3 separate regions of the Homo sapiens genome follow, and regions 2 and 3 are each linked to region 1. Evidence: chromatin contacts called from ENCODE Hi-C or POLR2A ChIA-PET data. All regions are on one chromosome and are shown on one strand. The core of a region is the stretch at or near the end of the contact, and the rest is flanking DNA. Distances in the headings are between cores, read along the strand shown.

The links. Hi-C counts contacts between places; a loop is a spot of excess contacts on that map. ChIA-PET counts read pairs that join two places held with the same protein, here RNA polymerase II (POLR2A). Pooled maps may share reads with other maps.
Region 2: a loop to region 1 is called in a pooled map, with 4 times the contacts of the local background. The contact joins the promoter of PTGR2 here to the enhancer-like site in region 1. A Hi-C loop is called at or near these places in 1 of 37 single-sample maps with no recorded cell type and 5 of 50 pooled maps. POLR2A ChIA-PET finds 5 or more read pairs at or near these places in 5 of 52 experiments (Caco-2, HepG2, OCI-LY7 and 2 more).
Region 3: a loop to region 1 is called in a pooled map, with 9 times the contacts of the local background. The contact joins the promoter of LINC02274 here to the enhancer-like site in region 1. A Hi-C loop is called at or near these places in 7 of 50 pooled maps. POLR2A ChIA-PET finds 5 or more read pairs at or near these places in 8 of 52 experiments (BJ, OCI-LY7, Panc1 and 3 more).

What each region holds. Positions count from the first base shown.
Region 1 is chr14:73,694,173-73,698,408 of GRCh38, reverse strand. It overlaps DNAL1 (dynein axonemal light chain 1), which reads right to left. Exons shown (of 8, transcript NM_031427.4): 8 at 1-2,507. The coding sequence ends at 2,467. Among named protein-coding and RNA genes, the nearest start is that of PNMA1, 18 kb to the left of the region's middle. RefSeq lists an enhancer at 310-479. Within about 2 kb of position 1,793, at least 4 of the 41 ENCODE cell types and tissues checked have a DNase peak (open chromatin) inside an H3K27ac peak, as active enhancers do; they include PC-9, where a contact is called at or near this core.
Region 2 is chr14:73,849,618-73,853,853 of GRCh38, reverse strand. PTGR2 (prostaglandin reductase 2) reads right to left here and starts at 2,023. Exons shown (of 10, transcript NM_001146154.2): 1 at 1,911-2,023. RefSeq lists an enhancer at 2,228-2,277 and a silencer at 1,887-2,289.
Region 3 is chr14:73,827,765-73,832,000 of GRCh38, reverse strand. It overlaps LINC02274 (long intergenic non-protein coding RNA 2274), which reads left to right and starts at 1,866. Exons shown (of 2, transcript NR_135238.1): 1 at 1,866-2,105.

The sequences.
Region 1 (4,236 bases), core at 544-3,043:
AAAGGCAGTTTTATCAGCTAAATTTGCAGCAGTAAAGGATAATTTAGGGAATGATTTGAGAGAATATCCTACATTTCTTCATACATCCCAACTGCCATTTTCTAATGGCATGGGTTCCATGAACAGGGATGCATAGAAGTCATTCAAAGATTTGTTGAATGATACTGAATATGAATTTTGCATGAAATGGACAGAGAAAAGTATCTTACATTTGTCTGAGAACTACCTGTAATTAAAAGTCATTGAGAAACAAGGAGAAAGAGAACCAGTTTCTATATTACAGAATTCAGAAAAAACAAACACCAAAACTCTAAGCCATTTTACAAATAAATTCAATATGAAATCACTTACTTCCTATTATATTCACTTCCAGGGTTACTTTTAGAAAACATATCCATATCAACATGGCTTCAAGCTTGCCTACTGAAGGAAGTGCAAACTTTAAGAAGATCATCTTCCCTCTCAGTTTATGGAACTTAAAACATCACCAAGGAGAATGAAGGCTCATTGCCTATGGTTCATAAAAGAAATGTCCAAAGGCTTTGAATGCATAAACCAGCTAGAGTAGAATAAGGTTTCTTCCTATCAGATTGAAAAGAAGAGAGAAAAGAAAACTAAAAGGGTGTTAGACCAAGTTTTCCTCTTTTTTTTTTTTTTTTTTTTTTAAATATGGAGTCTCGCTCTATTGCCCAGGCTGGAGTGCAATGGCGCAATCTCGGCTCACTGCAACCTCCGCCTCCCGGGTTCAAATGATTCTCCTGCCTCAGCCTCCCGAGTAGTTGGGACTACAGGCGCCCACCACCAGGACTGGCTAATTTTTGTATTTTTAGTAGAGACGGGGTTTCACCATGTTGGTCAGGCTGGTCTTGAACTCCTGATCTCAGATGATCCGCCCGCCTCGGCCTCCCAAAGTGCTGGGATGACAGGCATGAGCCACCACGCCTGGCCTCTTGTTTGTATTTAGAGTTGATTGTCAAAGCAGTGGTCCCTTTTGATCAGAGTAACTTAGAAAAATCAAGTAATTCCTATGTAAATGATAGCTGAAATCTTCTGAAACCCAGGACTACTTATGCAATCACTTTTTAAAGATGATTCTTCCCTCTTTCACTGTGATTTTATGCAAGTAAAATCACACAAGTAGATGGGGAAACCAGAATCAACAGTCTCTGAGGGACTTTAGGCACAATTTGGCAGAGGGCCCCTGACTTCTTTTCTGCAATCTAATAGTGATCCAGCCATGGCCTCCTATGACCTCATCTGCTTACTGACTACAATGTCTTACATTTTCCTGAAGGATTTTTTGTTTACATGATAAATTCTAACCTCTGCATCTAACTATTGCTTTGCAATTTTGAGGTTAAATCACCTACACTGCTTTATGTAGGAGACAATCCTCAAACATATTGCCATTTGCCTGGGATCTCATAATGAAACATCTCCCTTCCCTCCACAACCACGTACATAATACATTTTAAGAGCTGTTTAACTTAGAACTTCTCAAAAAATATATTTTGAAATACTAAGTTTCATTATACCCTTACTTATAACCATGGTAGTCACTTTTCCCAACAATGAGGGTCACCAGACCAAATAATTAGGGTAAATTTTGACATACATCAATGGCCAGCATTTAGTCTAGGAATTCAAATATAACTAATGCTTTAAACACATAAGGAACTATAAAACCAAAATGTGTGCTTAAGGCGAGGTCCACATGAGTAACATTGCCACATTATCAGTCAAAGAAATGATCATGACAGTCATTTTAACCACTAACTGAGATCACAGAATGACTGTACACAATGACTCAAGTGGCCATGCATATAAAAACAACCTAAATTCCAGTTGACAATGTGCACATTTTTGGAAAAACAAATAAGTATAATATAGACTAGAAGGTCTCTGAGATACTACTTTTTCCTTTTTTCACCATATCTTTTCCAATGGAACTTTGGAGTCTTGGTTCCGGACCTGCTGTATTTCTAAGAGGAACTCTTCCCATCACCATGCTGCCTTCTGAGCTAAAGGCATGTGCTTCTGAATTGTACAGAGACAGACCTTCAGGAAAAATGTTCTGAATTTTCAAATGTACATCTTTTAAAATGTCTAACCTAAAAAAAATGAACAAACTGAAAAAAACATTTGTTCCTTTGTTATTAAAAATGACTGGTCTACAAAGGTTTTGTTTTAGTAGATGGGGCTACACAGTACGTAACTGAGACTGAAGACAAAAATCGAAAATTTGTGGTTTCTAAAAAGAGAAATAGGATATATAAGGTTGGCATTACCAGTTTTGGGGAGAAACACTGAATAAGTTAAAGGAAAAAAAAAGATGAGAATGAGTGATCTGTTTTATCTTAAGAAACTTTTGTCCCATACAGAATCTTTAAAATAGACAATTATATAAAATTTATCTATTGTTCTTATGACATTTAAATAAGTTAACACACAGTGGAAAGCGTGGCATTAGTTGTCTTCTTCCTCATCCCCTTTAATTACTGGAGTACCTAAAATGAAAAAGAAAATTATTACTGGTTATTCTCAAAAAATTGCTAAAATTCTAGATGAAAATATTTTCCTGGCCGGGCACGGTGGCTCACGCCTGTAATCCCAGCACTTTGGGAGGCTGAGGCGGGTGGATCACCTGAGGTCAGGAGTTCAAGACCATCCTGGCCAACATGGTGAAACCCCGTCTCTATAAAAATACAAAAATTAGCTGGGCATGGTGGCGGGCGGTTGTAATCCCAGTTACTTGGGAGGCTGAGGCAGGAGAATCGCTTGAACCCGGGAGGCAGAGGTTGCAGTGAGCCAAGATTATACCATTGCACTCCAGCCTGGGTGACAAGAGCAAAACTCCATCTCAGAAAAAAGAAAAACCTGAGAAGCTCTGAGATACTATGAAGTGTGCCGTAATAAAAATAATTTCACAAAATAATCTCTTTAATTTCAAATTATCTGAAAAGCTTCTCAGGGGAATTCTCAAATGGTTTAGTATACATACTTGTGAATATTAAGCCCCCTAACTGCCAAATCGCAAATAAAAATGCCTATGGCCAGGCATGGTGGCTCACTGCCTCTAATTCCAGCACTTTGGGAGGCCAGATGAGAGAAGCGCTTAAGCCTAGGAGTTGGAGACCAGCCTGGGCAACATAGCAAGACCCCATCTCTACAAAAAATAAAAAAAATTAGCCAGGCATGGTGGTGTGAGCCTGTAGTCTTCAACTACTTTGGAGGCTGAGGTGGGAGGATCACTTGAGCCTGGGATGTCCAGGCTATGGTGAGCTGTAATTATGCCACTGCACTCCAGCCTGGGTGGCAGAGTAAGACCCTGTCTCAAAAAAAAAAAAAAAAAAAAAAAAAGCCAACAAGTACCAAGTAGAAAAATAAAGTAAGTTCTGTACATGTTAAAAGCTTTCTATGGGCCGGGCGCGGTGGCTCACGCCTGTAATCCCACCACTTTGGGAGGCCGAGGCGGGTGGATCACTTGAAGTCAGGGGTTCGAGACCAGCCTGGCGAACATGGTGAAACCCCATCTCTACTAAAAATACAAAATTGGCTGGCTGTTGTGGCGCATGCCTGTAATCCCATCTACTCAGAAGGCTGAGGCAGGAGAATCGCTTGAACCCGGGAGGCGGAGGTTGCAGTGAACCAAGATCATGCCATTGCACTCCAGCCTGGGCGACAGAGCAAGACTCCATCTCAAAAAAAAAAAAAAAGTTTTCTATGTTAAGCATAAAGAAATATTCCTCATTTCCCACAATAAAATGTGTAATCACAGTACTGCCAAAAATCTGAACTCCTCTAATTGTCATTTTATATGACCTCCCCCAATTGCTGAACATTGGGGATACACTGAAAAAAAAATCACTGTAGAGGAAACAAAGCACATCTCTGGCTCTCACTGGGCCAACGGCCACCCATCTGAGCTTTAGCATTTGAAGCCAGTCTGACCCCAGCTGAGTATTCAGTCTTAACTCTTCAGCCATTTACCCTGCACTCCAGCTAACCTGATCAGTTCATCGTCTCCCAAACTCATCTTGCACACTTTTACCTCTGGCCTACTGGTTAACAAAGTTCCTTCATTTTTCTTTCCCTTTTCTCTTCTCTTCTCTGAAGACTTTATTTATTTATTTATTTATTTATTTATTTATTTATTTATTTATTTATTTATAGACAGGGCTTGCTATGTTGCCCAGGCTGGACTTGAACTCCTGGGCTCAAAGGATCTTCATGCCT
Region 2 (4,236 bases), core at 774-3,273, 160 kb before region 1:
TAAAAGGGAAAGGTCATTTAAGTAGGAAGAACAGAGTACTTCTCCTAGTTCTAACCAGGTGGGAACTTGGAAAAAGTCCCTTCTCTCAACCTGTTTCCTTAATATTCCTAAATGCCAGGAACTGAGCACAGACTCATTCACTAGCCTGTTTAAACCACCTCCCCCACCCTCACCCCAAAAAAACTGTGAGGTTGGTAATATCATCCTCTCAATTTTATAGATGAGAAAAGGGGCCGGGTATGGTGGCTCAGGCCTGTAATCCCAGCACTTTGGGAAGCTGAGGTGGGCAGATCACTTGAGGTCAGGAGTTTGAGACCAGCTCCGACAAAACGGCGAAACCCCACCTCTACTAAAAATACAAAAATCAGCCCGGCGTGGTGGCGGGCGCCTGTAATCCCAGCTACTCTGGAGGCTGAGGCTGGGGAATCGCTTTAAACCGGGAGGTGGAGGTTGCAGTGAGCCGAGATCACGCCATTGCACTCCAGCATGGGCGACAAGAGCGAAACTCCATCTCAAAAAAAAAGAAAAAAGAGAAGAAAAAAGAGGTACAGAAAGAGAATAATTCGCCCAGAGTCGCCCAACTTGTAATAACGCTAGAACCCATACTCCAACACGGCACCTGCTATTTCCATCACATGAGCTTCCTAATACCTTTTAATACCCTTATTTCGTGCGATTATTCTGCCACTAGCAACCCTGTTGACCACGCCTTGTTATAAAACGTATCTTTCTGGGCCCAGAGCCGTGGCTCACACCTGTAATTCCAGCACTTTGGGAGGCTGAGGTGGGAGGCTCACTTGAGGCCAGGAATTCGAGACCAGTCTGGCCAACATGGGAAAACCCCGCTCTACTAAAAATACAAAAATTAAGCGTGGTGGTGGGCGCCTATAGTCCCAGCTACACAGGAGGCTGAAGCTGGAGAACTGCCTGAACCCAGGAGACTGAGGCTGCAGTGAGCCGAGATCCAGCCAGGACACTCCAGCCTGGGCAACAGAGCGAGACTTTGTCTCAAAAAACAAACAAACAAACCACGTGTCTTTCTGGATCTCTCTGCCAGTCTTCTCCTCCCCTTCCGGTTTTCTGGTCTCCCCCTTCCCCTCCCGAAGTCTTGCATGTGGAGATTCCTATCTTGCTCTTCCCTTTCTCAGTGACCTCCCTGAGCCCTGTGGCTCCTCCTACCAACCACTTTATATGGAAATTAATAATAATTTGCGTCTCTAGCCCAGAATTTCAAACTAACTGCCCAGCTCGTCAGCGCTAAGAGGATAAGGACTCGTCTGCTTTGTTCAATGATGTGAATCCAGGCCGGGCGCGATGGCTCACGCCTGTAATCCCAGCACTCTGAGAGGCCGAGGCAGGCAGATCACGAGGTCAGGAGATCAAGACCATCCTGGCTAACACGGTGAAATCTCGTCTCTACCAAAAATACAAAAAATTATCCGGGCGCAGTAGTAATCCCAGCTACTCGGGAGGCTGAGGCAGGAGAATCGCTTGAACCCGAGAGATGGAGGCTGCAGTGAGCCGAGATCGCGCCACTGCACTCCAACCTGGGCGACAGACAGAGCGAGACTCCGTCACACACACAAAAAAATGTGAGTCCAATCCCCTATGCCCGGCGCATGGTACGTGCTCAACAAATCTGTGTTAAATGAAAGTTTCAGAGGCACCTCAAACACAATTACGTCAAAACCTCAGGTTGCTTTCCCCCAGTAATTCAAAAAAAACCCCAAAACCTGCTTCTGTTTCTCGAGCATTCCCTATCTCAGTGTTGCGGGCAATAACGCCAGTGTCCCCGGTAGCTCCGGGAGGACGCCTAGAAGTCACCCTGGTTGAGAGTCTTCTTCCTCACCGCTGGGGCCCGAAGCAGCTTCGGGAGCCACAGTCGCGGGAGCCGCTCGCGCGTCACTGACCCTGTGGAGCCCGGGTGAACGAAATCTCGCGTGATTTGCCGGAAAGAGGCTGTACTGCACGACCCCAGCTCGCCCCCAGGCCTCGGCCCTCTGACCGCAGTACGCAGGCGCGCGACTAGGCCCGGCTCCGCGCCCCCTCCCCTCCCAGGGGCGGGGTTTGGAAGCTTAGGGATTGGAAGTTTAGGATTCCTGGGCGCCCCACGTTTCCGGGAGAAGCAAGGGAAATGCGGAACGTCAGGGGAGAGTTACTAGTCTGGGCAAAGTGCATTAATAACTTAACTGAGATTGGTTCCTTGTGGCCGCCCCTACTGCCTTGACCCAAAGAGCAAATCTTGCAGCCTTGACCAGTGAGTTCACATTTAGCAGTCCGTGAAGAAGTTTTATTAGTTTTGTGGATTTCTCCCTGAACCTCGATTGGGAAATTATAGTGAGACAGGGACCGTCAAGCCTACTCCTTGTTTTATAGATGGGGAAACTGAGTCTCGGAGAGCTGATGTGATTGGACCACCTACCTTTCAGCTGGTTAGGGGCAGTGCTGGGATAAAACCCCTCTCTCCGGACCCTAATCCAGGGCCCCTTTGCGCCTCTTTTATTTCACGAAGAATACCAAATTCCTCCAAGATTACCAGTGTGGGCTGATTTCTCAATTTCATTCATCGTTAGTCGTCTCCTTTTGTGCTGGACTGGGTTGAGAGAAGTGTATACCTAGGACAGCTTCGGATCCCCAGGGACTTCAAACCCTAAGAAAGATCATCTGAATTAGGCAGGTATAAGAATTGCTTGTATTCATGTGGGAGCTAATAGCTCAGCACAAGTCATGCATGGAGTAGCTGAAAGATGACTAGGTTGGTGAGCAAGGGAATAGTGATCAAACAGGTTGGAGTTCCTGGTAGCTTTATGTCTGAATATTTTTGCTTCTTTGGGAAAGCTTCAGGAAGGACTAGGAGAATTACACTACTTTGCAAACATTTTCAGACAGGAGCTAATCTCTTTTATCTGTCATGGACAGGTAGACAGACCTTCAATGCCTTTTGTAATGACTTAAACCAAATGATGAAAAATAAAATGCTCAAATAGACAAAAAGTAGTAGTATAAAATAAAGGTAATCTAGAACTTGATTTAAAAGAAACACTTTCAAAATAGAAAAGAAGCCCTGCAATATTAAATTAGTTTTGGGGCTGGACGCAGTGGCTCACGCCTGTAATCTCAGACCTTTGGGAGGCAGAGGCAGGTGGATTGCTTGAGTCAGGAGTTCGAGACCAGCCTGGGCAACGTGGTGAAACCGCATTTCTTCAAAAAATAAAAAATAAAATGAAATTAGCTAGGTGTGGTGGTGCTTGCTGGTAGTCTCTCAGCTGCTCAGTAGGCTGCAGCGAGCCTTGATCACACCACTGCACTCCAGCCTGGGTGACAGACTGATACCTTGTCTCAAAAATTTTAAATATATGTATGTGTATTAATTAGTTTTAGCTCTCTTGATTCTAGGGTCTGTGAACTCCTTGTAACAAGTGTGATTTTTCTCGCCAAAATGAGTTCCCAAAAATTCAAGAGATGAGTAGAGGATTTATAGGTACATTTCTATCCAGTTTATCCTCTTCTTCTAAATTTTCTCTAACACCAAGGATTACTATCATTTACATAATGCGTAGTTTGAGTTGGATAATGCCTTATATGATTTTTTGCCTACATGATTTAATTTTCAAAACAGCCCTATTATTATTATTACCATTTTACGAATGAGGAAACCGAAGTTAAGCTAGTTAAGTTCTAAGTCAGGTTAAGTAACTAATAAGTAAAGGAGCAAGTTATCCTGCCTGAGTCCAAGCACCTGACCCTTTGTTATATTTGCCATAAATCTGGAATTCCCTACTCCTCCCTCTTTGCAGAACTTTGTACTGCCTCCTTCTCATCGTTCAAGCAATTCCTGAGAATCATTTTCTTTTTTTTCTTTTTTCTTTTCTTTTTTTTTTTTTTTTTTTTTGAGACGGAGTCTCTCTCTGTCGCCCAGGCTGGAGTGCAGTGGCACGATCTCGGCCTACTGCAACCTCTGCCTCCCGGGTTCAAGCAATTGAGCCTACTGAGTAGCTGGAACTACAGGTGCATGCCACCACACCCAGCTAATTTTTGTATTTTTAGTAGAAATGGGGTTTCATCATGTCGGCCAGGCTGGTCTCAAACTCCTGACCTCAGGTGATCCACCTGCCTTGGCCTCCCAAAGTGCTGGGATTAAAGGCATGAGCCACCACGCCCAGCCCTGAGAATCATTTTCTAGACTTCACTAGAAGGAAGTGTCAATTCTTCTCATCTCCATCTTATCAAAAAAAA
Region 3 (4,236 bases), core at 617-3,116, 130 kb before region 1:
TTTCATTGCTGTATTGTATGAATCCACTACGATGCATCTCTTTCATTCTTTTTCTACTTTTTTTGAGACGTAGTCTCTCTCTGTCACCCAGGCTGGAGTGCAGTGGCACGATCTTGGCTCACTGCAACCTCCGCCTCCCGAGTTCAAGCAATTCTCTGCCTCAGCCTCCCAAGTAGCTGGGATTACAGGCACCTGCCACCATGCCCAGCTCATTTTTTTTTTTTGTATTTTTAGTAGAGACAGGGTTTCACCCTCTGGGCCAGGCTGGTCTTGAACTCATGACCTCGTGGTCCACCCACCTCAGCCTCCCAAAGTGCTGGGATTGGTGGCAGGCGCCTGTAGTCCCAGCTACTGCGGGGGCTGAGGCAGGAGAATCACTTGAACCCGGGAGGCGGAGGTTGCAGTGAGCTGAGATTGCGCCACTGCACTCCAGCCTGGTGACAGAGCGAGACTCCGTCTCAAAAAAAAAAAAAAAAAAAAAATAGATAGGATTGTTTCTGTTTTGAGCCTATTATGAACAATGCTGCCAAGAACATTCTTGCACCTAAATCCTGATACCCTTGTGCAAGAGCTTTTGTAAGGTGATGGCATCAGGGGGCTTCCCTTTAATCAGGGCTTAGTGCATTCACGCTTTTCCCCTGTCTCCTCTTCCAAAACCACCTCTCAGGAAAGGATTAGAAGTTCACTCATGTTAAGGTATAAATGGCTGAGAAGGATTAACATGTAGTCTCTCCCATATAACTGTGAGGTGGGGACAAAGGAATTAATTTCTAATTGTAGAATTTTAGTATCATGCCGGGCGCGGTGGCTCACGCCTATAATCTCGGCACTTTGGGAGGCCGAAGCGGGCGGATCACAAGGTCAGGAGATTGAGACCATCCTGGCTAACACAGTGAAACTCCGTCTCTACTAAAAATACAAAAAAATTAGCTTAGTGTGGTGGCGGGTGCCTGTAGTCCCAGCTACTTGGGAGGCTGAGGCAGGAGAATGGCGTGATCCCAGGAGGCGGAGCTTGCGGTGAGCCGAGATTGGCCACTGCACTCCAGCCTGGGCGACAGAGCAAGACTCCGTCTTAAAAAAAAAAAAAGAAAAAAAAAGAATTTTAGTATCAAGAGATTGGTGGAGAGAAATCCATTAAGTTAGCCCTAAAAAAAGCATCACATGGTTGTAATACCATGAACCAAGAAAATGAAAAAGAAAAAATCCATATAGACAACAACAACAAACCAGCCAAGGTGCTATACTCTACTTGAAAGGTCAAAACCCACATACAAGAAACGAAGTCCCGCTGGGCACAGTGGCTCATGCCTGTAATCCCAGCACTTTGGGAGGCTGAGGTGGGTATATCATCTGAGGTCAGGAGTTCGAGACCAGCCTGACCAACATGGTGATACCCCATCTCTACTAAATATACAAAATTAGCTGGGCGGGTGGTGCGTGCCTGTAATCCCAGCTACTTGAGAGGCTGAGGCAGGAGAATCGCTTGAACCTGGGAGGCAGAGGTTACAGTGAGCCAAGATCACACCATTGCACTCCAGCCTGGGCAATAAGAGCTAAACTTCGTCTCAAAAAAAAAAAAAAAAAAAAAAGAAGAAGGAGAAGAAATGAGGTCCTGTCTCCGAGGATCAGTTGGTAGTTAATGGCTAAGCTAACTGGTGATAGAGTGGTCAAAAGTAAGTCCTCAAGGCCAGATACCTGCACTTGAACCTCAGCTCCATCAGCTAGATGAGTCACGTTCTCCCAGCCGCAGTTCCTCTTCTGAGAAATCGACATAATGAGAGTACTGACCTCATCAGGCTGTTGTGAAAATAAAATAATGACTGAATCACATTTCACACAGCGCTTTCCGTTTAGTAAGTGCTCAAATAGTATTGGGCATCCTTCTTATTTGTGTTATTTGATGCTGAGTGTGAGCACTTTCTCTGTGTCAGGGTAAGCCAATGATCTGAGTAGGGCTTGATAATGCCATTGGAGAGTCTGACAAGATCAAAGTGTAAATGGGAGAGAAGAGGAAAAGAAGGAAAGAAATGAGAGCCACATATCTACTGGCAAAAGGAAAAGTGCAAAATTTCCAAGGGCAGGCTGCTGAAGGCCTGCCAGAGCGGGTAAGTGGAGAGGCTGGGCCAGAGAGGCAGAGGGGCTGCTCACCTAGATCAGGCCCAAGAAGCGGTTTGAGTGGGTCTCACTGTGTCAGGATAGAGAGGTCAGGTGTAGTCAATACATGAATAGGAAGGTGCAGGGCAAGAAGTAGGTCAGACAACAGCAAAGGTGTGCATGCCCACAGGATTGCTGTAGATCAACTGGAACTGAGGCCTGTGGCTTGTGATGCAGCTGTGGCTAACAGCTCCTATGCATGCTGATGGCTTCACGTCTCAAGCACCAGTGGAGTCTCTCAGCTTTTCTGCTTCAGAATTTTCTCCTCAGCTTGGAAGCTTGCTCAGTCCAACTTGCAGATACAGCCACAGAAGAAAGGGGCGGGAGCTGGGTAGTAGGGGAGTGGGAGAGTGCCAATGGAAGATGAAGGTTGCTGGATAAATGTCCCAACCTCTCACACTTCAGCAGGACAATTTTGGGTGGTTTCTATATGGTTCTTCAAAAGTGTGCAGGGAGATTGAGCCAATTGTCCACAGTGACAACCCAGCTCAGTAATGTATCTTTCATTGGCTTTCCGTCCTTCCTGTATCACTCTCCTCTCTCCCTCCCCGTCTTCCTTGGATATCTTCCCAAGTAAACTATTGTCACCCAAGTTCTTGTCTCAGGGTCTGCTTTAGGAGGCACCAAACCTAAGTTGTTTTATTACTAACACAAATCTGAAGCTGAGATTCCAAAAACTGAAACAAAAACTAACTTAAATAGAATGTAGTCTTGATGTGGGGGCTCACGCCTGTAATCCCAGCACTTTGTGAGGCCAAGGCGGATGGATCACTTGAGTCCAGGAGTTCAAGACCAGCCTGGGCAACATGGCGAAACCTCATCTCTATAAAAAAATAGAAAAATTAGCCAGGTGTGGTGGTGCAGGCCTGTAGTCCCAGCTACTTGGGAGGCTGAGGTGGGAGGATCGCTTGAGCCTAGGAGGGTGAGACTGCAGTAAGCCACCATCATGCCTCTGCACTCCAGCCTGGAAGACAGAGCAAGACACTGTCTCAAAAAAATAATTAATAATAAACTAAAAATAAATATAATAGAATGTTGAAGAAACATGGTCTAAGTGGAAATTAGGAGTGATTTTGCCAATGGAAAATTTCAAGAACTAATAGATCCTGTTCCAGCAGGTGTGACTAGAGAAAGAGGGAAAAAAAAAAAGAATAGAGTCAAAATCATTGTATAAGCTAGATGTGCTCAGATAAACCAAACGTGGGCAGGCATATGAATAGAAGAAAAAACAAACTGCAGGAGTATTAGAAGAAAATGTAAGCAATCCTGGGAAAATAGTCCTCAGAAATTCTCACAAAGGACCATATATGAGGTTGTTCATTACAGGGTTGTTTGTGGTAAGGGGAGTTGAAAGCTCCAGGGGCTCGATGCTGGGGGAAGGGATGAGGGTAGCAGTTAGAATCAAGAAACTGAGGGTACCATGGCTATGTGGAAGGGCTGTAAAACAGTGCTGAGAGAAGACAGTCAGAATAAGGCCTGTGGCACAATATCATTTACCTAAATACATATATATAAAAAAAATTTTATTTATTTATTTATATGCATATATATGCATGTATATGTATATGTATATGCATATATATGCATGTATATGTATATGTATATGTATATGTATATGTATATGTATATGTATATGTATATATTTTTGAGATGGAGTCTCGCTCTCTCGCCCAGGCTGGAGTGCAGTGGCATGATCTTGGCTCACTGCAACCTTCACCTCCTGGATTCAAGTGATTCTCCCGCCTCAGCCTCCCGAGTAGCTGGGACTACAGGCACGCGCCACCACACCCAGCTAAGTTTTGTATTTTTAGTAGAGATGGGGTTTCACCCTGTTGGCCAGGATCATCTCGATCTCTTGACCTCATGATCTGGCCTCCTTTACCTCCCAAAGTGCTGGGATTACAACGGCCACCGTGCCTGGCCCGAGAGCCACCACGCCCGGCCACATATTTTATAAGGAAACATGCAAATGCTATAAAACCTATCAAATGCATTACTGTGTTGTGTATGGTGTATTGGGGGGATGGGAATGGGAAATGGGATAAAAGGGAATAAACAGACAAAGATATGTCTCACACAGAC